Linked DNA regions of Mus musculus: region 1 is linked to region 2. Evidence: chromatin loops called from intact Hi-C (ENCODE). Cell type or tissue: heart. All regions are shown on one strand. Links, peaks and the distances in the headings refer to the core of each region. The heading gives the core; the rest is flanking DNA.

Region 1 (15,353 bases), core at 5,040-13,039, 240 kb before region 2:
ACCTTGATAGCAAGGTGAGAGACAGCTGCAGCAGAGGGAGGACCTGAGCAGAGACTGGCTTCTGCACTGAGCGCACGCACAGGCACAGAGAACACATGCATGTACAATACACAACTATGCAGATTCTGAACCCACACTCCCTCCCTTGGGGTCGAGTGGGGATGCAAGACTCACCTGACACTGCTGTTGCGATGCTCTGTGGCAGGCAGCTCCAGGGCCAGGCCAGTGGGCAGAGGTGGGCCCGTGGGCAACGGCTGTTGCTGGAAGATGAGCTCGGGAGTGAGGTCTACCTCGGTGGGGCTCACCATGACCTTTGCAGCAGACAGCAGCGCTGTCTTTCCTTTGTTGTAATTCTCCAGCACCTGGGAACAGGATACAGGGACCTGGTGGTAGAGGGGGGTGGCCAGCCTAGCCCTGTGGCTTCCCAGACCAAACAGTCTAATGGCTCAGTGGGTCCCCTTGCCACCTCATGGAAGGCCAGGCACTTGCCATGGGACGCTTGTCTTTAGAGAAGCCAAGTTGGAGCACTCTCCTCTTCGGTCCTTCAGGGGCCCATGAAGGTAGATGCTTCCCCACTTGACTATGTATCTGGTAATGGCCAGCTGGCCTTTTGGGCCTCACAATTCTGTCTTTCTCAGAGATAGGCCCCTAGGAATCTTCTAAATTCCCCCGTCTCCACCATGGGGCAACATCACGTGTGGAAAGAGCCAAGAGTGTGGAGTGGAAAGACTGCAGGTCTTTCTTACTACCAGGGCAGAGCTGGGGTCTGTGGTTGGGCTGTCGAAAAGACGCAGAGTCTCTGGACCCCCTGTCTTTCAGAAGGGATTCGGGAACTCAATCTAAGGGCACCCGCTGGCCCCGCCTGCACTCACCTTATTGAGCCCCTCCATGACCACATAGGGCAGGTGCTCATGCAGCATGGCTGGTGAGATGATCACCTCGTTAAAGGCTTTATTGTCGCCCCAGATGGCAAAGTATGTGGGCTCCTCCTGCTCACAGCAGCTGGGACACGGTAAGGGAAAGAGGGGTCAGGAGGCTCAGCTCTGCACTTGCTTAGGGATCTACAGGCTGGACTTGGGGGTCCCCTGTCCACTCTAGGCTGCAGGTGAGTGTTCCCAGGCTGGGCTACTTTGTCCGCAGCCTATGAAAGGTTGACCTGGAGTCTCAGCTACAGTCCCTACAAGGCCTCCCATCTTGGTCTAGGCTACCTCTGCTATCCCTGGGCAGGGCTCAGCTTCCCAGCTTTGGGTCAGGGGGACAGCCAGTGTTAAGAAAGAGAGTCCAGGGCCCAAGGCTCCCAGAGTATGAAGCCAGAGAGTCTGTCTACTAGCACACTGTTCTTGTTCCTGCCTTGGTCCCCTTCTTGGCCACATATGCCTGCCAATTAATCTAGGGATATGGAGGTATGAACTGGCTCAGAGCCAGGTGGCCGCAACAGGCCATCTCCTCTTAGATGCACCAAGAGAAGGATTGCTGCAGCCTTGGGAGACAGCAGTGAAGGGCTGCAAATCAGACGTGGGACAGGGCTCAGTTTGAGCCAGCTGGACCTGCCAGGCCTGGTTGCCTTTGGGTCCGGTCCCTGCTTCTGCATCTTATGAATACCTGGTTCTGGCCCTGTGCAGGGCAGATGCTGCTTCCAAGGACTAGGCTCCTTCCGGGAGGCACAGAATCATAAATTCCTCCTGGAAACAGCTGTGGATGGAGTCTTTGGTTCCTTTTTCATGGCTAGAAGCTGGGGGAACTTCTCTATGATGGGGGCGGGGTCCTGGCTAACTGCTCTCGGCAGCCCCTCCCTTCCCCAAGCCCACACCCACAGTAGTGGCCCAGGCTTCGTGGGCACCTACCAGCACTGCTCAGCAGGATGGTTGTGAACCACGTGGATGATGCGGCCAGGTGGGTAGAGTGGGGTGCTAGCCGAAAGGGCGATGGTCAAATCACTGGGGTGTGTCCAGAGTCGTGTGCTGGCCAGAGTGGTCACCTCCACCTGATCCTCGGGCAGCTCCGACTTGGGGATACACTTGGTGGCCCCCACGATGATCCGCCACTGTATGGGGCCATGGAGAGGGGGGAACAGAGCTGAGCAGCTCTGGCTAGGTGGGTAGGTTCAGGGGTGCTTGCAAGGAAGGGCTCAATAGATGAGTAGAGAGGGCTGGTGGTGGGGACAGTGGCTGGAGCATTAAAGGCATGTGCCCACCTGAAGAGGTAGTGAGGTGACACAGAACTGTTGCGTTTCAGAGCCGGCAAGGGCTTGGAAGACTAGCCAAGCCCTCATCTAGGGGGCAGGAGACATACCTGATGAGGGGAGGGATCTGCTCTAGGTCACTGTGCAAGGCAGAGGTGGGGCAGGCCTTAGTATGACCCAGCTGGACCTTCTGGGTGATATGCCTGGACCTAGCCCTGTGAGAAGCAAACACTGCTTCCAAGGACTAGGCTTTCAGGGAGACAGTCTCATAAAGCTATGCTGACCCAGGGTCCTTTCCTCCAGGCACCAAGGCTAGGAAGACTGCATATAGGCAGCAGAAGGAGGGTGGGGCCCACCTGGGGGATGGGGAGATAGCTCATGGAGCACCCACTGAGTGAAAAGGGCCTCCTACATTTGGCCTACTCCTGGATGCTTAGCCACAAACCTTGGTCCTACCTCGCCCCCAGCTGCCTGGCAGTGGAGTTCTCTACATAGAAAGGGCCCCTCAGGATTTTCCAGGACCTGGTATGTGTTAGAACAAGCTGGCTCTCTCCTGGTGCCAGCAGAATGGCAGAACAAACAGCCAAACCCTCCACATGGGGCGGCAGCCTTCCTCAGGTCTGAGCAACTTCAACAGGTCTTTCCCTGCCTGCCCAAAGCACCACGCCTCAGGGATTGCCTTTCTCACACCAGCTATGTGTGGGAGAAGCACCTGAGTTCCGGTTATGACACCATGACAGTTTAGTTTGTAAGCAAAGTTCCTTCCACACCGGGCCTCAGTCTCCTCACAATGGCAAGAACTGGATGGGCTGGGCTTGGATCTCGAGGATCTGATAGCTCAAATCATCCATCACACAGCTGTGGCCTCTTGCCCTTCGTCCCTGGGACCAGTGAGGAACAACAAGAGGGACAGGCAGGACTTCCCAGTGGTTAGGGAGCTAGTGGGAGCTCACTTTGGGCTTGGTGCTCCGCTGCAGGACATCCAGAAGCTGCCGACGGAAACCTTCCAGCTGGGAAAGGCCAATCCTGTGGAGGGGATGAGCATCAGGCAGGGCCAGCCATGGACGAGGAGAGGAAGAGGAGAGGGGGCAGTGGGGGCACCTGGACCAGGGACGAGATGACAAGACCACCTGTGCTATGATGTAGAGGAAGCGTGCAGGTCAGAGAGGCCACGCGGGAAGGTATGGTCCTGCACTCTGTCTTCTCACCACAGGGCCACTAAGGATGGGAGGGGGCACTAGACCCCTTAGGAAGAGGGTGAGGGGCTGAATGAGAGATGTGGGTGCTGCGGAGTGGGCTGAGGCCTTGCTAAGAGACTGTAGCAAGAGAGACGAACTTACCTGGGGACAAGGTCTTTGCCCAGAACCACAGCAGTCACAAACTCTTTGGAGTATTCCATAGCATCCTCACTACAAGGGAAAAAGGGGAAGGGTTCAAGCCTAGAGCAGGGCCTTGGTACGAGTGGCCTGACTCTGCACCTGGGTCCCGGTTTTCCAGGGAGCTCACAATGCCAGGCTGTGCTTCAACTTCTGCCCTTCCTGCCTGCGTTTTACAAGACTTCAGGGGCAGGGTCCACCTGGCATGTTAAAAGCCCTCATCCCGGGGACTGGAGAGATGGCTCAGTGGTTAAGAACACTGACTGCGGGCTGGTGAGATGGCTCAGTGGGTAAGAGCACCTGACTGCTCTTCCGAAGGTCCGGAGTTCAAATCCCAGCAACCACATGGTGGCTCACAACCATCTGTAACAAGATCTGACGCCCTCTTCTGGAGTGTCTGAAGACAGCTACAGTGTATTACATATAATAGATAAATAAATCTTTAAAAAAAAAAAAAAAAGAACACTGACTGCGTCGGGCGGTGGTGGCACACGCCTTTAATCCTAGCACTTGGGAGGCAGAGGCAGGAGGATTTCTGAATTCGAGGCCAACCTGGTCTATAAAGTGAGCTCCAGGACAGCCAGGACTATACAGAGAAACCTTGTCTCGAAAAACCAAAACACAAAACAAAAAAACAAAAACAGAAAACAACAAAAACCAAACCAAAACAAAACAAAACAAAGAACACTGACTGCTCTTCCAGAGGTCCTGAGTTCAAATCCCAGAAACCACATGGTGGCTCACAACCATCCGTAGTGATCTGACTCCCTTTTCTGGAGTGTCTGAAGACAGCTACAGTGTACTTACATAGAATAGGTAGGTAGGTAGATAGATAGATAGATAGATAGATAGATAGATAGATAGATAGATCTAAAAAAGAAAAGCCCCCATCCTATTACCACAGTGCTGTCCTATGCCATTCCCAGGCATCCTGTATCAGAAGCTGGGCTGCCCAGTCCAACCACCAGTTCCCAGTCCTGGCCAGCCCAAGTCAGCCCACGGCTCTCAAGGGTCCTGGTTGCTCCAGCCAGCTCTGAGGCCCCAAGCTGCTTACCTTAGCAGGCCTCCTGGTGGGGAGTAAGCGAAGCACTTGAGGGTCGGGTACTGGGGGCGCAGGAGGAAGGAGAGGATGGCGGCTGTGCCTGCTCCCAAGGAGTGGCCTACCACAATCAGGCCATAGTGTTTGGTTCCACGGCCCTGGGGAACCAAGAGATGCCTGAGAGTCCTGCCTCAGTTTCCCAGCTGACACTGGGAGGATGAGAGGTCTTCTCAGAGTCCTGGGATCATGCTGTCCAGCATGGTTGCTAGGGCTGAGAGAGAGTCAAGCTAGGTCCTCACAGAGCAAAGGCTTGGTGAGACTGTTTTCACAAACTCCTACTTATCTGCTAAAGCCTTGCTCAGAAATTCCCTCCTCAAGGAAGCCCTCCCTGATTTCCCAGAAACAGCTCCCCCTGTCCTCGGCATTGCCCTCACTCTGATGATTACAGTTATAATAATTTGGTTACCTGTCCTTATTCCTCCACTAGCCTACAGTATGAGACCTGGGGATGGGGGGGTGGCAGCATCCTCAGGAGTTACTAGGAGTAGTGGCTGGGCTGACTCGGGCTGCCATCCAGCTCAGGGGTAGCCTTCTCCCTAGTTGTAGCTCTTCTTGTCACTAGTCTGTAAAATTTCTTGCAACATGTGGTCCTGACCACAAGACTGGCAGAATACACATTTGGGAATTGGGATGCAGAGTCTGGAGAAAGGATACATTGAGAAACAGGGCCTGGGAGGTAGGATGGGGCAGGGTGGAGCCAGCAAGAAGGAGCTGGGAATGTGGGAGGGAGGGACAGCAGCTAGTGTTTGGGGAAGGGGGTGCCATCATCCACCCCTCCTCTTCAGGATGGAATGTCATGGACAACTCACCAGGTCTCGCCCAAAGGCCTGGGACAGGACCATCTCCTGCTCCAACTTCTTCTTGATGTACTCAGCTGAGAGTACCATGCCCTGGCGGGGAGGAGCAGAGCAGGGCTGTTGGGAAGCCTCTGGGACCAGAACAGCCAGCGCCCCTTCTGTCCCTCCACAAACAGGCCGTGAGGGCTGGTGGGTACTTCGTTGGCTCCATTTTCAATTGCATTTTCCAAATGGGAAAACAGGGGTTCAGAGGGATATCTGCCTGATACAAACAGGAGTGACATCCCCCCAGCTGCCTGCCCAGATGCTTCTAGGGACAGGCCCTGAGCTCCCTAGGCCTTAGTGGGCAGGCAGAATAAACCACATCCTTCTGACTGATCTCTGACAAGGGAAGATGCCCTGCCAACCACAGGCACCAGAGTGCTGTCAGGGATGAGGGCAAGGTGGGGGAACCTCAGGGCGTTGAGCTTGATACCTTGTGGCCCAACCAGGTGCCTCTGTGTCCCTCCACAGGGAGGCGCTCAGCATCGCCTGTCAGGTCAGTCAGGGCATCCTTGGGGAAAGAAAAAGGCAGGTAAGAGGTGTCTGAGGAGAACAGGCAAGGGCAGCAGGTACTGGGGCCTGTGGAGTAGACACATGGGCAGTTACCTTGGGGGACAGTGTTCCCCGGATACTGATCACCACTTTCTTCTTGTCATGGTCCACAGCTACGTAGAAGGGAGTTTCATAGACCTAGGAGTACCAGCTCATGAGCCTGAGTGACCCCAGAATGAGGCCAGACTATGGTGATGAAACTCCCCATGGGCCACAGGGTCCCTAACACCTGTCAAAGCCAGGGTTCCTGGAGGTCACTGAGGATTCTTGGGTACCTAGCCCTTCCATTCCACTCTGCCTCAGGCAGACCTGTGCTCAGTCCAAGTGGCTCACTGCCTCTCCCCAGTGCCTCCTGTCGCTTCTAGTCCCTTAAGGCTGAGCCTGGAGGCCTTCATGCTGGCATTTATTTCTCCCATTAGTCTGAGGCAGTGTGAATCTCAGGCACCAAAATGGAGGAGGCCATCTCTGGTCTATACACTGAAACCATAGCTAGCTCCACTGGCCTGAGGAGTGTCTTTGGTGGCCTGGTCCCCGGTGGCCCCCAGAGGACCTTGGGCCCCAGCCTGGTCCCTCACCGCATCGTGACAGGAGGTGTAGACAATATCTACAGCAGTCATGTTCTCATCCAGGAAGTGACGGCGGATAGCGATTGCGTTGCAGCCACAACAGTTGTCTTCCTCAATGGTGACCCCAGGGGCGAATCGGGGTCGTGCAGGGCAGAGACAGCACCTGGAATGGGGTGGCAGAAAGCTCAGGGCAGGCAGCACCAGTGGAGTGATGTTTTTTCCTTTCCATCTTCTCTGGAAGTGGCTCCAGGTGGGGCTTCAGCCCCACCCTATCTGTCTCCTTTAATTACCCTTGTGAAGCCCTGGTGACCACTGAGTGGTCAAACCACGAACTAGTTCATCACACAGTCTCCTAACACACGACGCTACCTGGACCATGAATCTTCCCCTCTTGGCTGCAGATCCCACCGCTCTTCTTTCTTCCCAGGCCGAGCCTCGTCTCCAGCTTGCCCTTCATCTTCAAGGTCCTGGGTCTAGCCTGGACCTCCCTCCCCTCTAGCAGCCTACTTCATGTGTTTTCCATAAAGTCACGTAGGACAGCAGTAGACCCACTGCAGACCTCCGAAAGGCACCTTACTGGACTCCTGCGTGGCATCTCCCCGTAGCTGTACTGATGGTTCCCTGACTATCATACCAGCTTCTCCCAGTCACATTTTTTTTTCCAGACAGGGTTTCTCTGTGTAGCCTTGGCCGTCCTAGAACTCACTCTGTAAACCAGGCTGGCCTGGAACTCAGAAATCCACCTGCCTCTGCCTCCTGAGTGCTGGGATTAAAGGCGTGCGCCACCATGCCCGACTAAGACCGGCTTTCCAGGCTGGAATGATAGTTGTAGAGCACCAGACTCTGGCTTTTACTCGAGTGATGGGTATTGAACACAGGTTCTTGTGCTTGCAAGGCAAGTGCTTTACCAACTGAGCCAGCTTCCCTTCCTACATTTGTTTGTTTGTTTTTTGTCTTCGAGACAGGGTTTCTCTGTGTAGCCCTGGCTGTCCTGGAACTCACTCTGTAGACCAGGCTGGTCTCAAACTCAGAAATCCACCTGCCTCTGCCTCCCAAGTGCTGGGATTAAAGGCGTGCGCCATCACAACTGGCCCTAGTAACATTTAAAACCAAACCTGCCTGCTGTCCTTTCCCATCCTCTTTGAGCGCAGACCGACCTCCTCTCCCCTGTCTACCTTTGTCCCCACTCTACCAACTCAGTAGCACATGGAGGGACCCTGTGACGGCACATCGAGCCACTGTCACGTTTCCTCTTAGGGTCCCACAGAGACGCTCCCCTTCTCATCATAAAGGTCTGAGTCCTTTCCGGGATCTGCCCCATTGGGCCTCATCTGCCCGACCTCCACACACCCCTCATCTACACGGATCTTAATTTTCCTTCCTCTTCCCCCACCAGATTCTATGCACATTATCCTCCCCATACCCTTTAGTCTCCATCCAAATGAGACCCTACAGTGAGCTCCACTCCAGGTACCTCTCTGACAGGGCCAGTCCTGACCTGACCCCTGGTCTAGCACTCAGCTCTGTCCCTCTATAGCATCCATGTGCTCCGCTGACCTGCCCCAGAGTCCCTCATCTGTGTACCACTGTGGCAGGTGTTACACAGGGCAGGGTCTGCTCTGTGCTAGTCACAGATGTTTCCCCGATCACCAAGCCTGTTAGGCATACAGGACACTCCCCAGGGTAGATGAGCCAGGGCTGAACTGCTCATTCCACTGGGGATGGAGGCAGGGACAGGTTGGAGAAAAATAAGCATCTGCTTCTCAGGCCACCAGGGGGAGCTAGCACCCAACAGATTGGTATCCAGAGCTGGGGGCGAGTATAACTGGGCTGCAGGCCGTCTTGAATTGACATTTCCTGTGAGGTGTTTGTCTTCTCAGAGCAGCGCCTGTGGGACTGTGACTTCCCAACAGGGAGAGGCCTCATCGAGAAACCCCAGAGTCAAGTCAAGACTTGAGCTTGCCTGAGCTTTGGATCAGGAACTGCCCCATACATAGGATACAACACACAGGACACTCATCCTAGAGCTGTGCCTGGAGAAGCCACCATCAGGGTAAGTGGTGGCAGGTTTGGCTCAAGGTCCTACCTTCAAGACTTCAGGAAGTTCCCCTCTTCCCTCAGCTGAGCAGAAGGCTCAAATGAGGTAGGGGAGCAGCAGGACTTGGGTTCCAATCTTTCCTGCTACTTCACATTCTGATTCTGTAACCATGGTCCAGATAAGCCTTGGCGTCTTCCTGTCAGAGTCAGCACTGACTGCTGCTTCCCAGAACTACTAGACCCCAGCCTGTCCCCTAGGCCAATCCCCTTGTCCCACTCCACTCTCCACACAAAATAGGCCCTTACAAAGTGTGATGTGTCACCCACTGTGGCAGACAACCAAAGTTCAGGATCTGAGAGTCCATGGAAGTGACAAGCAGCAGGCAGATAGCAGATGCTAAGTACGGTACCCAGCGATCTCTGTCTCCAATTATCCCCACACTTTGTGGCTTTGACTCCACCCCACCCTAGGTTCATTCTTTCAAGAGTCCTGGACCTGACTGTGCCCCACCAAAGCTGAGGACTCTGTCTTCTGCCATTTCAGTACTGGCTCATGCAGGAGCTGATATTTCCACTGTCTCCAAAGCACTCAGAGCCCCATAGCCAGCGGCTCTGTGATTTGGAACTGTCCTATGGGCTAATAGCACCTGCTAGAACCGGGGAAACAGGCTCCTGGGAAATGGAGAGGGCCCATCTAAGCACAGGCCTAGGGGCTCCTGGCTCAGAGCTCATCTTGAGAATCTCTCCATCCAGACTCAGGATGTCCAGTGTCCCAGGATTGCAGGGAAAGTGACAAGCATGTGCACTTGGCAGAGATGGGAGGAGCACACAGTGACCTGGTCCTCTCTGCTCAGCTGGGGAGAATGAGAACACGGTCCACGTGGAGGCACTGTGCAGCAGGCATGGATGCGGTCGCCTCTGGGAGGAGGCACGGAGAACAGAGGCACTGCCCACTAGGTCACTTTTCTGGAACAGGAGCCCGGGGAACTGTCCTGCTTCTGCCTGTCATGGACTGAGGACGGAGACACCAGAGAAGGGCAGGGTCCTTCCAAAGCCCTTCTCTGGCCCACTTTAAAGCACAGAGCCCCACCTCTTTTCCATGAGAGCAGGGCTGAGGGTGGAGTGAGCTACAGGTCGGATCTGGGTCCAGGCCTTCTTTATTTTGGTTTTTCGAGGCAGGGTTTCTCTGTGTAACCCTGGCTGTCCTGGAACTCACTTTGTAGACCAGGCTGGCCTCGAACTCAGAAATCCGCCTGCCTCTGCCTCCTGAGTGCTGGGATTAAAGGTGTGTGACACCACTGCCCGGCTTGCCTTTTTTTCTTTACTCAGAACTTTGTACTAAAGTGCCTTCTTGGTGTACTTCTAGAGACCTCCATGGAGTGGGCCTACTTCCCAAGAAAATTCTTTCTTCTAAAGAGGCAGCACACAACAGAGCATCCAAGAGAAGGGAGATGTGGGCAGGAGGGAATGTCTGTAGCGGGCAGAGGATGGCCCAAAGACAAGAAAACTAGCAGTCAGACACTCAAAAACAGACGTATCCACATCCCATTTCACAGATTTAGAAACTGAGGCTCACAGAAGTACACTGACTTGCCCAAGGCAGCAACTGAAAGTCTGCCTGTAAAATTCCAGTCCAGGGAGGAAGCAGGAGGAAGCCAGTGGCCCAGTGACCATATGGAAGAGAGGAGGTAGGGGCAGGACAGCAGTTTCAAAGCTCCAGGGGAAGTGGGTACCAGTTCATCACTGCACCCTCCCTCCAGCCCATGCTATATGCTACTGTGGCTGGGGACTGGCTGTGTACTCACGAGCAGGACCGAGCCAGCTGGCAGAGACCACAGGTGGGCTTCCTCATCAGGTACATGGGCCAGCCATAGGCGGCTAGGGCAAAGAGCATGTAGTAGCAGACTTCTTTGTAGCGTAGCATCTCGTGCTGGAAGACAGGATGCAGAGGGTGGTGACTTCTGCCCTTCCTGCCTGATACCTCAGTCACCACCAGTCCCTGAGGTGGGAGCCCGCCTACTTGCTCCAGTGAGGGACAGCTGCTGGGCCCCAAGGAGGAGCAGTCCCTCCAGACACTAATTACATTTGCCCAATTATTTCCCTATACCCAGGCCAGCATACTCATGGGATCCATCCTATCATTATTGTCTCGGAATTTATGATCTGGGGACAGAAAACCACTTGGAGCCCTGGCTTGTTTACCCAAGAAGGAAGGGAACATGGGGTGTGAGTGGCAGTCTCCCCCCACCCCACCCCTTAGCAATCAGGTCCTGGGAACTTAACCCTGTGAAACCTTAGGGCCTGAGGCTGCGAGTGTCTATGGGCAACCAGATAAGCCACACTGGGCATGGGAACGGTCAGCAAATGTCTCTGGCTCACTAATCCTCTTGGGCTTGACTCACAGAGTCCCAGGCTCCTGAGGCTGGGGTAGGCTGTCTCCCTGAGATTGGGATCATGTTAGAGAAAGGTGCCAGTTTGAAACCCAGGAGTCTGCCGCCCAACAGCTGCCCTCAATGGTTGGTGTCAGCGCTACAAGCTGTCAGAGGCTGGGATGGCAGTGTCCCAGCGAAGCCTGTCAGTCAGTCCCCAGCCCCTAGGCACCAGGACTGCGGCACTTGGAGGGAATTAGTCACCTTGTAAAAGTTAAGGAGGGTGATTAGTCATCTTGTGAAGTGAAACAGGTAGGCCTCAATCAGCACCCTCTGCCTGCTCTTCAGGAACTCAGGAAGGAGCCAGTAGCTGCAGAGGCAATTACCCTGGGTGACAGGACAGGGAGGCGGGGCGATGGTAGCCTCTGCCAGGTGGCAGGTGCAGACTCTGCACCTCCCCAGGGGGTGGTAAGAGCCAGCCAGGCAAGGCCCGAGTGAGTGGCGGGCAGCTGGCTAGGGGAATGGACTAGATATGTATGTGGCTGGTGAAATGAAGTGATGCCTGCTTTGGGGAGACAGATGCCTGGGCCTTTCCTAAAGACACAGATTCCCAAGGGCCAAAACTTTTCCAGCCCTGTCTGATTTGGTACCAAGCTTCCAGCACCTTGCTTGCCTGGATTTAGGATGGGTCAGTTCCCCCTACTGCAGCTCTGCGTGCAAGGTATGCCTAGGGCATTTTATATCTGTCCTGAGGGCTTTGAGGATGGCAGGCTTGCTCCAGGTAGCAGAGAGAGGTGACTGAGCAAGGATGCACCTAAATTAGTTTGCCTCTCCTGTGCCAGGCTACCAGCTGTGATTTCCCCCCCTCAGCCACACTGGCCTGGGCTGTGCCTTCCTTCACACCATGGGGCTCACGTTGCCAGGACACACAGACTTTCTATTAAGGGTGCTCGAGGAAAGTTTCTATTGCTAAAACGGTGTTTAAACGGCCACACCACACCCCACTGCCTGCTATGAGAGGGCAGCAGCAGCAGCAATAATGTCACAGCTCGTCCCTGTAAAGCACTGTGCAATCTCCAGGAGCAGGGGTCAAGTGTCCTGGAGTTTGGCTAAGGGATTCAGGGTCCTCCTTAGTGATAGACACAGCATGATGTGAGAGCATTGAGGACCTCATCTGAGACTCCCTGGACAGCTGAGCAGGAGTGGTGGGGTTGCCTCACGCCATGTAGTTGCAGGGAAGCACAGAGCGGCACTGGGGACAGGAAGAAGCTCCACTCACCGAGTTCTTGAGGTCGAGGTACTTGGTGTTTCTGGTCACTGGCATCCCAGACAGGAAAGCCAAGATGTCATTGTTTGCCTGGAAAACAGGCGCGGTAAGATGGACAGTGGTCCAGATGTGAAGGTGAGAAGGGAGTTCCGTTTCAGCCTGCCTCAGAGGTCTGAAGGAACCACGTGGCTTGCAGCTCTTCTAACATCCAGCAGTTTTCAAAAATCACATTTCCCTGTATTTCTAGTTTTCTGCATTCTACCCAGACCTTCCAACCCCAAGGGATGGTCCTGAGCCACCCGAGAGAGAAAGGGGTTTTGTATGAGATGTCCAGAGACCAGAACTAGCCTGTTGGTGAGGACAGGGGCCAGGGCAGATTTCAGACAGAGGCTGAGGCACTGGAGCTGGCAGTGGCCATCGAGCCCCGGTGAACGGGACATCCTCAGAGGCTGGCCTCAGAAGCAGCCACATGTGGTGCAGACAACTCTGCTGGAAGGTTCCAGATAGGACAGTGGATGGTGATGAGCAGTAACAGCGGCCCCGGGGGCCCACGGGGAAAGGATGCCACAGGCTGTGCAGCAGGAGCCCACAGGGGAGCTGGTGGGTGCTTACCTCGTCCAGCACCGCATTGCGTTTGGCTCGCTGCCGCTGTCTAAGCAGCACCAGGCCAGCAATGATGTCGGAGGGCACGATGTCGAGGTCACGGAAAAATTCAGCAAAGAGGTAGGCGATTTCTGAGTAGGCATCCTGTCAAGCGAGGCCCGGGATGGCAGGAGGCAGGGGCAGGGCAGCAGGAGAAAGGAGAGACCATGAGTGAACACCAAGGGCAAGGTGACCGGAAATCGCTACAATTCTGGGCAGCTTTGCCCTCAGGCGTGCATGCCGCACCTCCTTATGGCAGGAACCTGGAGACTCTTTTGTTTCTGTTCTTTTACCATCTTAGCTGCTGACCCTTCTCCACCTCCCAGGCCTCTTCTCTCCACTGAGGTCCCTTTGCTCGCAGGTGCCAACCTAGGCGGATACCTCTTCTCTCTCTAGATACCCAGGATCAAGTCCAGGCAACCCTTCTCTAGAAGTGAAGCCACACAAGGCATCCGGCTACCGCTGTCCTACCAGCTGTGACCCTGGAAGTCCTGCTACATCTCCCAAACCTCGAGGTTCCCTTGCTTCTCAGCAGCCTCAGCTCAGGGGCCCCTGTGATGTGCGTGAGAAGCACAATTCATAGTCGGTGGCCTCTCTGGCTTCAAGTTGGCCCCAGCCCTTGGGTAAAAAGGAAAGAACAGAGGCAGACAAGCCCTGCTAGCTGTGGCCCTGGGTTTCCCCTGCCTTTTGTTGCCTTGAACCTATCAGGAGAGGGCAGAGCGAGAACAAACTCACAGCAACTGAATCTATCTCACTGGTCTCGTCCTTGAGTGCCTGGCAAGTCAGGAGGAAAACGCCAGTGGCTACCTGCTCAGACCTCTAAGGGGCCACACGGAACGGAACTGTGCTCAGCTTCAGCTGCTCAGCTCAGGGCGCCAGGTTTGAACATACAGGCGGTTATGTAAAATTTTCAAAGACTGGCAGTCAAGTATAGTTCTTTGGTGACAAAATACAAGCTGGAGAAAAATCCCTCCTCTGGGATCTGCCCCTGGCTGTCTGTGTCTAACTGGACTGTGCTCTTCTCACTGGCTCCTCACAGCAGTGCTGACTCTGTTTTATGGGGTGAACAGTGTGCCTAAGGCCCAGGCAAGCCTGGTTTCCACCTCTTGGGCTCCATTCCCTGCCCTCTGCAAGGCACACCTGCAGCCAGACCTGGACCAGGATCTCTCAGGCATTCCCAGACAGCCCCATGAGGTACTCCCCAGCTGCCAGGGAACTCTGGGCCTTCCTTCCTTCCTTAGGTACTCGCTCTAAGGTCCCTGGGGGCTACTGTTAGGGAAGGGCCACTCCAGGCTTCCCCAGGGTGTCTGAGGTGGGCGCTTCACTGTCTTCTGACTTCTCAAGCTCTGCTACTGCCTAGCTGTGGGATACTGAGCAAATCAGTCCATCTTTCTGGGTCTCAGCTGACTGATCTGCAAAATGAGGGGTAGGGCTGGATGGCTGCTAACCTGCCTACCCAACTCTGAGGGGTTCTATCTCCCTTCCTGCTCAGAGCCACCTTCTGCAGAGCTTGCTCCTCAACACTATTGGTCTATCCACATCTCCGACCTCAGAGATGTGTGCCATCCAGCCCCAGGCTAAGCACTCAACAGCACCCTAGACCTTCCAGATCCATCCACTGCTGACCACATGGTACTTTTAAATTAAACCATGTTCCAAGGGTACCAAATCAGTCATCAAGGCTTTCTGTTTCCGCAGTGAAACAGGTGAATGTCTGCTTTGCAGGGTCGGGCAGTTTTTCAGCGAAAAGGCCCACAAGCAGGCTGTTACTCTGCTCACAATGTCCCACTTCCTACCAGCCCCACCCACCTAGCATTACCAGAGGAGTGAAAGGCACTTCCATGGCAGAGAGAAGACCCGAGGCAAGCAACTATGGGTACTTACTGACTGGGAATCCTTTGTCCGGGTGCAACAGAGGAACACTTTTAGACGGCGGGACCAGCTGGTGGCCTGACCCTCCTCTAACCGGTGCCTGTGAAGGTAAACAGCTGCATGTGTCAGGTCACGGGGCTGGATTAGAGGAGCTGGCCAGATGTTATAGAAATAGGATGGCCTGTTCCCAGGATACAACAAGGAGCCAGTGGGCCTGGGGAGGCTAGGCAGCAGGCTACCTACAGCTGCATGGCCAGTGACCTAGCTGTCAGCCAGCCAGGGTGTTGCTAGCCAACCTGGTGAGCTCTAGAGGCCCTCACACTCCCCAGCTGCTGTCTGGGTAGGGCAGGTATACTGCCTGCATGGTTTCCCTCTGTTCCTTCTGCTGTCCCTCCTCAGGTCAGGTGGGGAGTTAGGCGGCTCAGGAGTCAGTGAGCAGAGAGAACGAGAAGCTACCTTCCCAAGACGGGATCCACATCCCGGGCACCTAGGAAGCTGGTACATTTTGAGCACAAAGATAACTCTGATATCACGGGTCTTGGCTCATTCCTT
Region 2 (15,353 bases), core at 3,943-11,942:
ACACGGGTCTGTAATACCAACTATTCCAGAAGTGGAAGCATGTGGATTGCAAATTCAAGGCCTGCCTGAGTTACAGAGCTAAAGCCAGCTTGAACTTAGCAAGGCCTAAAGAAGGGATAGGGCATATAACCTCTGTCTTACTCAGTTTTCTTTGTTTTTGTTGTTGTTTTTGTTTTTTGTTTTTGTTTTTTCGAGACAGGATTTCTCTGTGTTGCCCTGGCTGTCCTGGAACTCACTCTGTAGACCAGGCTGGCCTCAAACTCAGAAATCCACCTGCCTCTGCCTCTGCCTCCCAAGTGCTGGGATTAAAGGCGTGTGCCACCACTGCCCGGCCAGTTTTCTATCTTTGTTGCAATGCCTGGGATATACACCTAGAAGAAGGAAAGGTTTATTTGGCTAGTGATATTATAGGGTGCAGTTCGTGGTTATTTGACCCTATTGCTCTTGGATATGTGGCAAGGTTCAAGGTAGACATGTGGTGGCACATACCTCATGGGAGCCAGGAAGCAAAAGGGAGAAAGGACGGGTCTGAGATACAATATCCCAGTGACCTAATGTCCTTCCTCCTCCGAGGCTCCACCTTCCACTGATTGCAACTCTTCCCCGTATCTTAGTATCAGAGACTAACATCACTTTCGCATGTGGGCTTTGGGGAATAACCATCCAAACCGTCCCAACTACAAGGAACTCTTGGAGGTCATCTTCAGGGTTTCCCTCCTCTCCTCTCTTCCTTATTTTTTCCTTTCCTTCACTCTCTCCCTCTTCCCTTCTGTTGAGCCTTTAAGGCCTTCAAGGCACAGTAGAGGTGCCACATTAGCAGGCTAGCACTCATTAAGTATGGTTTGAAGGAGAATCACTCACATATAGGTGGTCAGGGAACCCTGGCATGAATGAGGTGACTACTGACAGCATCCAGAGAAAGGAGATGAGCATCATAAGGAGCATCCTTTTCCAAGACTCAAATGTGAGTCATAGAGGTAAAGGTGTGACTGGAGAATCAGCAGGAAGCCCAAGGAAATGACAGATCATAAAGCCAGGGACAAATGCAATGGCAACAGATGCCTGAAGTCCACTCTGTTTAAGTATGCAGAGGTCACAGTGCACTTGAAAAGAGATGTTTGGGAAGAAACACTACCCTAGAGTAATGAGGTGGAAAGCTAGTGACACATCATGAGTCTACTGTCCCTAGTTGCACTGGTGACACACGATGAGTCTGTCCTACTAGGCTGGGCCAGTGACACACCATGAGCCAACTGTCCTAAGATGTGTCAGTCAGACTGCAGCAAGCAATGACAAGGAAGTGACTATTGAGCCAAATCTCCAGGTTATCTCAGGAAAGGTGTTCCTTTCACACTCATGGTTTGAGAGAATATAGGCTGCCCCTCTGCTTTGTGTAGCCCCCTTTAAGCCACAGGAGGGGAGACCCTTTGCCCCAGTGTTCAGCTCCAAGTCGAGTCTATGGCGATATGCAGTAGTCTCGTCTCATGCTGTATGACTTCAGAAGCACGCAAACTAGAGTGACCACTCACCATGAGAGCTTCATGACCACTGACGACCCAGGGGCCAATCTCAGGCCTATGGCCGATCTCATCATAGCTGCACAGCAAAGGATAAGGCTGCAGGGTTCAGAGTCCGTCTGGCAATCCCAATTGGCAAGCTGAATCCAGAACAAGAAAATTCTGTGTACAACCTTAACTGTCCTGTGGCCTGCGTAGCTACTGCAAAGGCAGACCTCCCACCCAAGGCTGGCTTCTGTCTTGCTGCTGCCTTTGGGGGTCAGTGGCTGAGGCCCACGGATGAGGTCTTGCAGGCCTTTTACTCAGCTGTCCTTCTCCAGTGCTCCCTGGGGTGTGAGCTGTAACTCATTCATTGATTTTTCTGTGTCTGGTACTGAGTCTAGCACACTGCTTGGGAATCAATGAAATAAGGCGCAGAGGCAAACAGTGGGAGCCTCAAGGAAAGAGTAAGCACATTCTTCTCCATCCCCAGCGTCTAGTGAAAACCATTACAGTCTATCCTCCCAATTACATTTCTGAGCATCACTCATCCTGTTTCTGCTTGGACAGGAGGCGCAGTATCTAATTCACTAGCCACTAAAACCTCCCACAGCATGACTCTGCTGAGAGATGGTTTGCATCAAGGGTCAGGGACCGTGGGTCTGGCTCAAAAGAAGGCTAGCCTTAGGCTCTCCAGCCTCAGGACCAATGCTGGCTTTTCTGCCACAGCCTTGGAGCAGGAGCTGTGATGGGGTGAAAGCCAAACTGGGGACCCTGGGGTGAGGTCCCTATGTACTTCCTGATAACACTCGACCAACCTCCTTCCCCACTCTGAGAAAAACAGCCAGCCGGTGACAGGACAACCCTGTAAGATTCAGTTTTGTCTCTGTTATTCAGGAGAGGAGGAAACACTCAAAGCAAGACGGGAATACTAATCCTTCCCTCCTGCTCCCCTCTTCCTAAGCCCAAAGGAAGTCTGAGCTCAGACTGTCAGGGAGAGCTTGGCTGCCTGTGTCCTACTTGGAGGGCTTAAGTAATTAAGTCTGCAGTGGCTGAGGCTGTGGCCATCTCTCTGTGAAAATCAACTCCCCAGGCTACTCATTATAGTTTGAATATAAAATGTCCCCCACAGGCTCATATACTGGGGGGACACCATTGCCAGATGATGGGTTTGGGGGGCTCCTGAGGACTCTGACTTCATTCCTTGTGGAGTTATTATATGATGGCATTAATTGGAGGTAGTGAAAAAAGGTGGGGCCTAGTAGGAGGAAAAAGGTCCTGGGGACATAACCAGGATGCATCTTGTTCCTTCCTGCTTCCCTCTACTGCCTGGCCGTTATGAGATGAGGTGTTGGCCCTCCGTAGCCTTTTGCTCAGGTGCTCTGCTTCCACAGCCCTGAAGTAACAGAATCAGCCAGCTGTGGGCTGTACCTTTTGAAAACATGAGCTAAAACAAACCTTGCCTCCTTTTTAATAGTGCCAGGCATCACTTGACAAGAAGTGACTAACACAGTTAGTCCTACAGGGAGCCACTGGAGGGCAGCTACACTGAGTCATCACCAGTCAGTAGCCTTCCCACAGACCGCAGATGAAGAGGAGAAAGGAGCTTATAAGCCATGCTGCAGTGTGGTAGCTCCGGGGCCGTTGCTTCCTTTCAGACCCTAGTCCTATCACTTCCTGCCTGTGACTCTGAGCAAACAACCCACCCTACCAACCTGTTATTTCCTACCAACCGGGGGAAATGGAAAACAAGGATTAAATAAGATCCACATAGGACTCTTAGCAATCTGGTGCACGGTCAGACTTAATCATTTACTATGGATGGCTACCACTGTGTCACTAGGGTGCCAAGTACCACGGTGAGCACTTCCCCTGCATTCATTCCTTTAGTCCTTACCCCCTGCACAAGGTTAGGGGGTTCAGGTTTCACATCTACAGAAGAGAAGAAGCTGGAGAAGAAATGTGGTCACAGTGACAGTTCTAGGACTCTAAGCACGAGTTCCCAAAGAACTGCTCTCAGCTTTATAGATCTGTCACGGGGATTGAACGCAAGATTTCATGCGCACTAAGGCAAATGCTCAACCACTGAGCCACACCCTTCTCTCTCCCTCCCCCAACATCTGCTCCTAACAGCTTGGTTCTTTTCCCTGTGTGTTCCAGGGTACTACAATAGGCACCTTTTTTTTTTAGGTTTAAAACAAATTTTGGTGTGTGTGTGTGTGTGTGTGTGTGTACGCGTGCGCACTCATGTGCACACCTGTGCAGGTACTCTCTAACATCAGATGAGAAAGTCAGATGCCCTGGAGCTGCCTGATGAGTGCTGGAAGCTGAACTTAGGTCCTCAGCAATTACTCTTAACTACTAAGCCATCTTTCTTTGTTGTTGTTGTTTTTGTTTTTTTTAGACAGGGTTTCTCGGTATAGCCCTGGCTGTCCCAGAACTCTGTAGACCAAGCTGGCCTTGAACTCAGAAATCTGTCTGCCTTTGCCTCCCAAGTGCTCTGAGCCATCTTTCTTGATCCAGATTTTTATTACATTTAATTATGGGTCTGAGTGGGGTATGTGTGTGAGCGCAGATGCACACTGAAGCTAGAGGTTGGCCTCCTCTGGAGCTGAGTTACAGGAAATTGTGATCTATACAACATAGGTGCTGGAAACCAAACACAAGAGCAGTAGGCACTGAGCCATCTCTCCAACCTTATTAAATACTAACAAGCTGCGTGTGGAGCACAGCCTTGTATTTTGTGAGTGCTATAGTATGCATAGGAGGTCAGAGGACCACTTGGAGGAGTCAGGTCTCTCTTTCCACCCTGTGGATCCTAGAGATTGACCTCAGGTTCCAAGGCTTGGTGGAAAACACCTTTAGCAGCTGAGCCATCCCACCCGCTTTGTAGCACACACTTGTAGTCTCAGCCTGTGGGAGGTAAAGGCGGGAGGATCAGGGGTTTAAGTTATATCAAGCTCAAGGCCACCCTGGGCTACCTGAGACCACATTTAAAACAAACAAACAAACAAACAAACAAACAAACAAACAAACAAACAGAGTCAGATGCTTTGCTGGCTAGTTACATAAAATAATGTGCCTGGCTTGCATTTTACTCTAAATCCAGGTGCAGCCCAGGACCTAGCTTTACCGTCTCATCACTGTGGATCAGAATTCTTCTCTGCATATCTTCATTCTTCAAGACTGATACTGTCTTTCACAACTTAGATATCTACATTTCTATCAATGGACGGCTTTTTAAAAATTCCTCTTTTGAAACAAGATCTCACTGTGTTGCCCAGGCTGGCCTACGACCCCCAGGCTCCAGCAATCCTCTCTCCTCAGTCTGTTGAGCAGAAAGGAAGACAGGTCCATACCACCAGGCATAATTAGATGTTTGTTTCTCAAACCAGAGTGCCTCTGCCTGAAGCTGCCCACCCCACCCACACTGCGTTACTTGCTGGAGGAAAGATGCTTACATAGCTCATCCCCAGAGAGCTTGCTGGGGAACTCAGGTGTCACCAGGTGCATGGCTGGCATCTGAAGAGATTCATCAAGTGGTCAGTTAAAGGGTAAGAAGTTCAGTATCTTACAAACGATGGGCTGTACTAACAAGGGGACTTTCAGCTTCCCAGTTTCACTGCCCTGCTTAGCACATAAGGCTGCTTGGCTTAGTTTTATGTCTGAATAGGTGTGCGTATTTGCACTGGTGTACAAGCAAATGTGTTCTTGTCCTGTGAATGGGCACGCACACATGTATGTGTGCAGGCCAGACGTTGATATCTAGTGTATTTTTCAGTTGTTCTTCACCTCATTTTTTTGACAGAATTTTACTCCATAACCCTAGTTAGGCTGGTATTAACTATGTAGCCCAGGCTAACCTTGAATTTGTAGCTATCTATCTCAGTCTCCTGAATGCTAGGCTTACAGGCAGGTGCCACCATACCTCCCGGCTTTGGGCTTATTACAAAGCTTTCCTCTCCCTGTGTCCCCTCCAAGTGGCAGATGGACTGAAATATAAATGTGAAGCTCAACTATCTCAGGAGACTCCTTCCCCACTGATGCTTAAAATATAAGCCAGGTTATGCCACTGTCAAACATGGCTGAACTCCAGCTGGTGCTCCAAGCCGGTAAGAGGTGCCTCTCTAACGGCAGCCACAAGAGACACTCAGCTATCGTGGGAAGCCTAGGTACATTAAATCAATGAAGTGAAGAACTGAAGGGAAGGAAGCAACCCTGACCTGGTTTGATGTGTCTGGAGGAGCCTGTGCAAGGGGACTCACAGGGTAGGTCAGATGCTCATGTGCCCAGTACAGGATCTGAATGAGGTCACCGAGCAGCAACGTGTCACCAAGAACAATGAGTCTAGTTGCTCTTCTCGTGGGTCCTGGGGAGCTGCTGGCCTTGGCAATATGTTTATTAATTTTTTTGGAAATGCACTGTGGCTGGCCTAGTTTTACTTAATGTCTAATAAAAGAAAAAACTGTTTACATAGCACCCTTGGGCTTGACGCTGAGCAGCTTTAGTTAGCAAAGTCCTTCACTTTCAAAGATGACACAAGCCAGCCGCCTGGAAGGAAAACCACTCCTCTAGAAGCAAGCCATTCCCAGGTGCAGGCTGAACACTGTGAAGACGGAACGGGGGCCAGAAGGGACCAGAACTGAGGTGCGTACTTGGCTTCTGGGGCTTCTTGTGTAACATGCCCGTGATAAATGGGGAAGGTGCTACGCAATTCCTGTGCGCTCCTTACAGTCCAGATGCTTCTATATATAAACCCTGTCTGTTTAGCACCTCCATCCCCCTAGGACATCACAAGCCCAAAGGGCTAGCTAGCATCTCTGTAAGCTCCTGCTTCTACTCCACAGGTCTCATTCCTATTCCTTGCTTAAGTGAGAGCTAAACTTTTCCATCAAAGGACTTGTTACCAGGGTAGGTTTTTCCTTCCACTTTGCGTTCTGGAAAAGCACTCTGTGGTTATTTTAATAAGCTCAGCCTTCTGACTTTCAGATGACTGCCCTGTGTGTATATGTGCAGTTGATGATAGGCAATCTGTTAGAAGACAGGCTCTAAGTCTCAGGGTGAGGCTTTGAACAAAGGCTCCTGTCTTCCCATGCTATTCTGGGTGCTAGATGCCATCCAGTGTTACCTATCATAGCTTTTAGCAATCTTGAGACTTAAGTGATTATCGCCCTTAGTTAGAAACCAAAGCTTAGGCCAGTAAGTTTATCCTGCAGCTAAGCAATAGAGCAAAGGCTTGGACTCATAACCACCATGCTACACTGTACACCATGCTACCCTGCATCTTCTTACCAGAGCTACAGTGGGGCCTGGGGGATTCTGGGTGGATCCTCACTTTGGGAAGTAGCTAGTGGCCTCCTACCTACCACAGAGCAATACAGAGCTGTCTCAGAACTGTCATTCTTGCCTTCAATTGTCCAGTGACGGTTGCTACCGTGTTGTCTAGCAGAACGTTCATGAGCTTTGGATGTAGATCAAACAATAATATATTCCAGCTTTCGTCTTTTTATTAACCTTTTTATGATTTTTAAAAAATATTCGTTGGTGTTTCACCTGCATCTGTGTCAGATCCTCTTGAAACTAGAGTTACAGACAGTTGTGAGCTGCTTTGTGGGTGCTAGGGACTGAATCAGGTCCTCTAGAAGAACAGCCAGCCAGTGCTCTTAACCGCTGAGCCATCTCTCCAGCCCCAAATCCTGGCTTTTTGATCATGGATGCATTGCTGACTCCTTCCAAGGCAATCTCTTGTCCTTAAGTAGGCCCAATGCTATTTGTCTGTGGGAGCGTTGTGAGGTAACTGATGCTGATTCCCGCTTCCCTCCCTGGCCAGGGAACTTTTTCCTATAGCTCTTGTAGTTACCCACCCAGGCTTCTCAGTTCTGGCCTGCTTTCTCTAGCCAACACTCACATACCGGCCAGAGTGACTGCCTCTTTGCAGCTGAGGGCAGAGCTCCTGCAGAAAGGATGCCTTCAGGACTGCACAGCTCTCCTAGCTACTGCATTCTAACCGTGTGGTCCAGGCTGGCCTCAAATTCTTAGTGATGTTCCTACCTCAGTTCTCCAAGGGCTAGGATCATAGGTGTGACCTATCACACGCAGTTAAAATGTTACTTCTTATGTGTCACTGTTATTTGGTCAACTAAAATAATTTGAAAGGCTGTCAGAATGAGGAGAAAGTTTGCCTCAATGCCACAAAGTCAGAAAACTTATGACTATAATTTTGTAAAACACCATTATAAGCATGACTATAGGTTGCATAGAAACAGACAAAAATGAAGATAATTGTGAGGGTTAGAGAACTGTCAATTTTCTTCTCTTAATATTCTTCAATATTCAACTATCTTTCAGTTTAAAACATGTATGTTGTGAAAATTTGATGAAGATGTTGACTTAGTAAGCCCACAATATTCCTGCTTTGGTGCCTCATTCAGCTTGCTGTGCCTTTGATGGCTCAGTTCAGGGGCTTGGACCGACATTCCTTAGCAAAGGACTTATCACGCTGGAAGGGAGCAGTTTTATCTTAACAAAGCCCAGGGTCACTGGATAGACGATAGGGTCAGCTCTTCCTTCAGCAGCAGTGTCTTTTGTACTGTTGGGGCTGAGGCAGCAGAATCACTTCCCCTATAGTGCCCTCTTGTGGCAGACCTGCAGCACAGCACTTAGCAGCCAGGTAAGGGGTCTGACCTGTGCTGTACAGACGAGCACAGGTTAGAATGAGTCAGCTAACATATTACATGTCTTTCCTGGGAGAGATTCAAGAGTCTAAGGAGAAGCAGGAGGCCAAGGTCAGTGCCAGAAGCAGTTTCTATCCATATACTGACCACCATGACAGGCAGTGGTACCCAGCTTAATGAGGCTTTTCAAAGAGATACTCCAGATCTGGGGCACGCAGTCTCTGCTCCTTGTTTTTGTTTTTGGCGAATTCTCTCAGCAATTCCATGACTTCATTTTCAAATATTTCTGGGGCTGGTTTTGCTTCTGCAACAGAAGGGTGCACAGAAAGAATTGTGCATAGTCAGTGTTCATGTAAAAGATGTGGCGCTAAGAGGCTGCAGACAGTGCACATGTCTATGGGGTTTCAGCACTTTTAAGGCTAAAGCAGGAAGATTACTACAAGTTCAAGACCACCTTGGCCCAAAAGAGTTCCAGGCCAGCCTGGGCAAGAGTAAAACCCTATCTTAAAAAACAAAAAAACAAAACTGGGTCTGGAGAGATGGCTCAGCTATTATGAGTACTTGTTGCTCCTGAAGGGGGCCAGAGATCTCTTCTAGCGCTTATATCAGGTTACTCACAATTACCTTTAACTCCAATTCCAGGAGATACCATGCCCTTTTCTGGCCACCCACAGGCACCCACACACATATACCAATAAAAATAAAAAGTAAACTTTAAGAGCCAGTTCAAAGGCTCAATGGTTAGACTCTTGCCACCATGATTGATAACCTGAGTTTAATCCCTGAATCCATGTAGTAGAAAGAACCACTTCCCTCCCACAAGCAATCCTCTGAACACACAAACACTCTTGTACAATATAAAAATAAGTTTTTAAAGAAAAAGTAAATCTTTTTTTTTTTTTTTAATCTAAAAGCAAGCAAAAAACAAAAACCAAGCTGAAACTCTGGCAATGTCCAAGAACCACAGATGGATAAACTGCCCATGGGCCATTTCTGTCCTTCCTCCAAACACTCTAGGCTATACCAGGGTTGGCTAACCGCGGCCACACTTGTAAACAGCTTTGCTAGTGCGCTGCTCTCACTGGCTTGCATTAGGATCCAGGCTCCTTTGTACTACAGTGGCAGAGCTGAGGAATCACAACAGAGCTCACATGGCCTTAAGGTTAAACTATTTACTATCTGGTCCATAAGGAACAAATCTGGTGACCTTTGGCTTGTGCAATCCTGGCTGTCCTGTTTGGCTTTGCATTTGGCCTCAGTTGTCTTCTTATACGCTGAGTAGTTTCCCCCTTACCATCCACAACATCATTTACCTTGGGTCCTCTACAGTTTGACAAAATACAAAATTCCAGAAATAATTAGTGAGTTCTATTTAAACTATTGGTAGGCTGATAAAAGCTTAAGCCATTTTGCTCTTTCCGTCTTGTGTATGAACCATCCACATCCATGTGTGCACACTATATATGCTACCCATGCATGAGTCACTTAGACTCCTCTGTTTTGGGAATATAGTGAATGTATACGTATTGCAAGTTTATGTTAAGTAATAGTAAGTAAGTAACCATTTTTCATTTTTGTTTGTTCTTTGTTTTTTGAGACAAAGTTTCTCTGTGCAACCCTGGCCCTCCTGGAATTCAGAGATCTGCTTGCCTCTCCCTCCTGAGCGCTGAGTTTAAGATGTGAGTCACCATTGCTTAGTTACTTGTTGAGACAGGATCTCACTAAGTAGCTCTGGCTGTCCTGGAAGCTACTAGGTAGACCAGGCTGGCCTCACCCTCACAGAGATCCACCTGCCTCTGCCTCCTGAGTGCTGGGATTCAAGGCATATAACTATATTCTTTTTAATCAATAATAGACCCAAAGCACAAGAGTAGTGCTGCAAAGTAGGCGCTGGGACACAGATATGGACAGACAGGTTAATTCTGGTGCTGTGTAGCAGGTAACACTGCAGGGTATTTACATGGGCTACATGGGCTCAGTATCATCCAGTTTTAGGAATCCACTGAGGATTTTGGAATGAACTCCCTGCAAATAAAGGGAGACTATAGTGATGTGTTTCCTCTTTTATTCTTTCAATTCTTTCATGTTGAGGGCTCCATTTCCAGGCCTCCCATTGTAAGCTATAAACTTTCTAAAACAAAAGTTCCACTTCTTCTTTTTATCAGAGATCTTTGGTTGCAAATGACAGAAACTACTATAAAGTTAAGCTAATGGGAATTTCTGGGAAGAAATGAGAGGCCCAAAGAATGAACATAAATCTGCAGAATGAGATGTTAGTACACAAGCAACAGGGCTACAAGACAAAAAACAAGAATGCCAGTCTTGTCTAATGGTAGGAGTTCAGCAGTGTTCATTATTTTCAACCTTTCTACCCTACAGATAATTGGCTAAGACACCAACTCTGAGCAAAGCCTCTCACCAGCAAAATTTAGGTGACAGTCTCCAGAGGACTAAATAAAATGCTAAAAAGAATCCCTTCTAACTCAGACAGATTCTGTCTGCCCAGAGCCCAGCACCCAGTGAGTATTCTGGGTATTTTGTGATTTGGGGGTTTTAACTTTTTTCCCCCTTGGGTTGGAGAGATGGCTCAGTGGTTAAAGGTACTCACTGATTTTCCACAGGTTCTGAGTTCAATTCCCAGCAACCACATGGTAGCTCACAACCATCTGCAATGGGATCCGACGCCCTCTTCTGGTGTGTCTGAAGACAGCAACAGTGTACTTACATATGTTAAATGAATAGATAAATCTTTAAAACAATTCTGTTCTTAGTATTTTTTTTTTTTTTTTTTGGTTTTTCGAGATAGGGTTTCTCTGTAGTCTTGGCTGTCCTGGAACTCACTTTGTAGACCAGGCTGGCCTCGAACTCAGAAATCCACCTGTCTCTGCCTCCCAAGTGCTAGGATTAAAGGCGTGTGCCACCACCACCTGGCAGTATTTATTTTTTGTGTAAGAGTGTTTTGCCTGAAGATATGTATGTGTACCATGTACATGACTGGTGCCAGTGAAGATCTCCAGTAACTGGAATTATGGCTGTTTGTGAGTAACCATATGAGTATTTGAAAATGAACCTGGGTTTTCTATAATAGCCCCCATTTCACTTTTTTAAACTGTATTTGTGTCTGTGTGCCCGTGCATGCGTGCGTAAAGGAACATGCATGCTATAGTATGGCTTTGGAGGTTAGGTCTCCCTTCCCACCTTGTTTCTGTGCTGGATGTTCCTACCATCTGGCTGGCCTATAAGAATGCTGGCATTACAGATATGTACCATTTGGACTGTGAGCCTATAATTAAAGTACAAAAGTAAGTAGCTCTCTGTGAGTTCAAGGCCTGCATGAGACCCTGTCTCAACAAACAACTAAAAAAAAAAAAAACATACTCTACTGTATGAGCTCTTTACATGAGTGTTAGCACATATCTATTAATCCCAGCACTGGCAAAATTGAGGCAGAAGGATCAAGAATTTAAAACCAAAGTCAGGTCAAGTGGAACTTGCTTATAATCCCAGAACTCTGGAGGTAGAGGTGGGCAGACCTCTGTGAGTTCCAGGACATCCAGGGCTATACAGTGAGATCCTGTCTCAAAAGGAAAGGTAGGGGTGTGTGTGTGTATGAGAGAGAGAGAGAGAGAGAGAGAGAGAGAGAGAGAGAGAGAGAGAGAGAGAGAGAGAGAGAGAGAGAGATTGAAGCCAGCCATTTCAGGAAGTGTCCCAGTAAGTACAACACTTGACATGCAAGCATGAAGGCCTGCATTAGAATGTCCAAACCTCACGTATAGCCAGGTATGAAAGCACACACGTGCAATCCCAGTGCTCCTGCTCCTCCAGGAGAATCCCTGGAAACACCTGCAGACCCTGCACAGCTGCTTGCTGTGCTTGAATTCCATCCCCAACATGCATGTTAAGGAAAGAGAACTTCACACTCAGTGTGTGTGTGTGCTGTGAAGTGCATCTGTGGAGGTCTGTCTCTGTCTCTCTTACACACACACACACACACACACACACACACACACACACACACACACACACTCCAATTATTTTTAAAGCAAGCAAACAAAAAAATGTGATGTTGATTTAGAGAGAAGGCTCAGCAGCTAAGAGCATGTACGGCTTTTCCAGGGGCCCCAAGTTTGATTCCAGCACCTGCATCAGGTGGCTCACAACCAACCAACCTGTACTCCTGCTCCAGGGGTCCAATGCCTTGGGCCTCCACTGACACCTGCACCCACATGTGGCATACAGACACACATACATATACATGGTGATAAATAAAATAAACCCAGAGGGAGGGAAACTACAACAAGAAAGCAAAAATAAACAGACGCAGGGATAACTTGTGTCAGGACTCCCAGTAAGAACTGAAAGTAATTATGACTAATAGCAAAAGCTCCAGTTGAAAAAGCAGGCAAAATATAAGAACAGATGAATTCCAGCTGGGAGCTAGAAAGTCTAAATGTCATATGGAAATGCTAAAAATAAAATCACAGCAGCAGCAATGCAAAATTACTTTAATGAGACTCATTGTGACATCTGACACAATTCAAGAATCAGTGAGACGGGCCGAGAGATGTTGCCAAATACAAAGGACCCAAAATGATTTACAAAGAGAAAAAGCACAGAGAACAGATGTAAGGAACTGTGGACACAAGTTGCTCAGAGTGCAATCAGAATTACAAAAGGAAAAGAGAATATGAAGGAGACCAAAGATCTTCCAATAATAATCAAAGACATGGGGGCTGGAGAGATGGCTCAGCAGTTAAGAGCATTGACTGCTCTTCCAGAGGTCCTGAATACAAATCCCATAGTGGCTCACAACCATCCATAATGAGATCTGATGCCCTCTTCTGGAGTGTCTGAAGACAGCTACAGTGTACTTACATATAATAAATAAATAAATCTTAAAAAAAAAATCAAAGACCTAAAAATCTTGAGAAGCCAAACATGATAAATACCAAAACAAAGACCTAGACATACTGTTATTGTTAGGATGGGGAATGTTCCTGAAAGGACAATGTCCCCCATGTATCCCCAAGCTTGATGCTATTGGGAGAAATTTTGGGGATCTAGAAAGTCTTCCAGTCATTGGAGATGAGTTCTTAAAGGAAGTAGACAGGATCCAGTCCCTTCCTTTCCTACCCTCAACACACCTGACACATGCTTCCGGCACATGCTCATAATGGGCTGCTGCGTCACGTGCTGCCTCTCCGACACACCTCAGTTTTAGCAGTGCTGGATCCCATCACCAGTGACTGAATGTCTCAACTGTGAGCCGAGTGAGTCTTTTCTAAGCTGGGCATGGTAGCATATGTCTGTAATTCTAGCTACTCACAGGACTGAGACATGGTGGCAAGTGTCTGTAATTCTAGCTACTCATGAGCATGGTGGCATGTGTCTGTAAGTCTAGCTACTCATGGGCATGGTGGCAAGTGTCTGTAAGTCTAGGTACTCAGGGCTGAGGCATGGTGGCAAGTGTCTGTAAGTCTAGCTACTCAGGGCTGAGGCATGGTGGCATGTGTCTGTAAGTCTAGCTACTCAGGGCTGAGGCATGGTAGCATGTGTCTGTAAGTCTAGCTACTCAGGGCTGAGGCATGGTGGCATGTGTCTGTAATCCTAGGTACTCAGGGCTGAGGCATGGTGGCATGTGTCTGTAAGTCTAGCTACTCATGGGCATGGTGGCATGTGTCTGTAAGTCTAGCTACTCATGGGCATGGTGGCAAGTGTCTGTAAGTCTAGGTACTCAGGGCTGAGGCATGGTGGCAAGTGTCTGTAAGTCTAGCTACTCAGGGCTGAGGCATGGTGGCATGTGTCTGTAAGTCTAGCTACTCAGGGCTGAGGCATGGTAGCATGTGTCTGTAAGTCTAGCTACTCAGGGCTGAGGCATGGTAGCATGTGTCTGTAAGTCTAGCTACTCATGGGCATGGTGGCAAGTGTCTGTAAGTCTAGCTACTCAGGGCTGAGGCATGGTAGCATGTGTCTGTAAGTCTAGCTACTCATGGGCATGGTAGCATGTGTCTGTAAGTCTAGCTACTCACGGCTGAGGCATGGTAGCATGTGTCTGTAAGTCTAGCTACTCATGGGCATGGTGGCAAGTGTCTGTAAGTCTAGCTACTCAGGGCTGAGGCATGGTAGCATGTGTCTGTAAGTCTAGCTACTCAGGGCTAAGGCATGGTAGCATGTGTCTGTAAGTCTAGCTACTCAGGGCTGAGGCATGGTGGCATGTGTCTATAAGTCTAGGTACTCAGGGCTGAGGCATGGTGGCATGTGTCTGTAAGTCTAGCTACTCATGGGCATGGTGGCATGTGTCTGTAAGTCTAGCTACTCATGGGCATGGTGGCAAGTGTCTGTAAGTCTAGGTACTCAGGGCTGAGGCATGGTGGCAAGTGTCTGTAAGTCTAGCTACTCAGGGCTGAGGCATGGTGGCATGTGTCTGTAAGTCTAGCTACTCAGGGCTGAGGCATGGTAGCATGTGTCTGTAAGTCTAGCTACTCATGGGCATGGTAGCATGTGTCTGTAAGTCTAGCTACTCAGGGCTAAGGCATGGTAGCATGTGTCTGTAAGTCTAGCTACTCAGGGCTGAGGCATGGTGGCATGTGTCTATAAGTCTAGGTACTCAGGGCTGAGGCATGGTGGCAAGTGTCTGTAAGTCTAGCTACTCAGGGCTGAGGCATGGTGGCATGTGTCTGTAAGTCTAGCTACTCAGGGCTGAGGCATGGTGGCATGTGTCTGTAAGTCTAGCTACTCAGGGCTGAGGCATGGTAGCATGTGTCTGTAAGTCTAGCTACTCAGGCTGAGGCATGGTGGCATGTGTCTGTAAGTCTAGCTACTCAGGGCTGAGGCATGGTGGCATGTGTCTGTAAGTCTAGCTACTCAGGGCTGAGGCATGGTGGCATGTGTCTGTAAGTCTAGCTACTCAGGGCTGAGGCATGGTGGCATGTGTCTGTAAGTCTAGCTACTCAGGGCTGAGGCATGGTAGCATGTGTCTGTAAGTCTAGCTACTCAGGGCTGAGGCATGGTAGCATGTGTCTGTAAGTCTAGCTACTCAGGGCTGAGGCATGGTAGCATGTGTCTGTAAGTCTAGCTACTCAGGGCTGAGGCATGAGGGTTGATGGAGGCTTAGGAGTCAGGTCAGCCTGGGAGCCCAGTATGATCTCATCTCTTAAAGTTTTAAAATGGCTTTTTAATTTTG

Evidence for each region. Hi-C counts contacts between places; a loop is a spot of excess contacts. Peaks named below come from ENCODE experiments on the same cell type or tissue, not always from the same donor. Only the 100,000 strongest peaks of a DNase experiment are listed, where the experiment ranks them.
Region 1: a loop joins it to region 2, with 3 times the contacts of the local background. A loop is called at or near these places in 4 of 42 quality-filtered maps.

What each region holds. Positions count from the first base shown.
Region 1 is chr19:10,250,195-10,265,547 of GRCm38, forward strand. Dagla (diacylglycerol lipase, alpha) reads right to left here. Exons shown (of 20, transcript NM_198114.2): 6 at 14,814-14,901; 7 at 12,900-13,034; 8 at 12,300-12,377; 9 at 10,457-10,581; 10 at 6,624-6,777; 11 at 6,103-6,186; 12 at 5,930-6,007; 13 at 5,467-5,547; 14 at 4,613-4,755; 15 at 3,523-3,591; 16 at 3,136-3,208; 17 at 1,845-2,044; 18 at 873-1,002; 19 at 175-362. Among named protein-coding and RNA genes, the nearest start is that of Myrf, 17 kb to the left of the region's middle. In heart, for the core only: a CTCF peak has its summit at 8,387 (motif pointing right); a DNase peak (open chromatin) is centred at 8,347; H3K27ac peaks cover 251 bases; H3K27me3 peaks cover 4,254 bases.
Region 2 is chr19:10,494,656-10,510,008 of GRCm38, forward strand. It overlaps Sdhaf2 (succinate dehydrogenase complex assembly factor 2), which reads right to left. Exons shown (of 4, transcript NM_025333.4): 4 at 5,857-8,474. The coding sequence ends at 8,344. Among named protein-coding and RNA genes, the nearest start is that of Ppp1r32, 19 kb to the left of the region's middle. In heart, for the core only: CTCF peaks have their summits at 8,157 (motif pointing left) and 10,859 (motif pointing left); no DNase peak of the experiment used is centred there.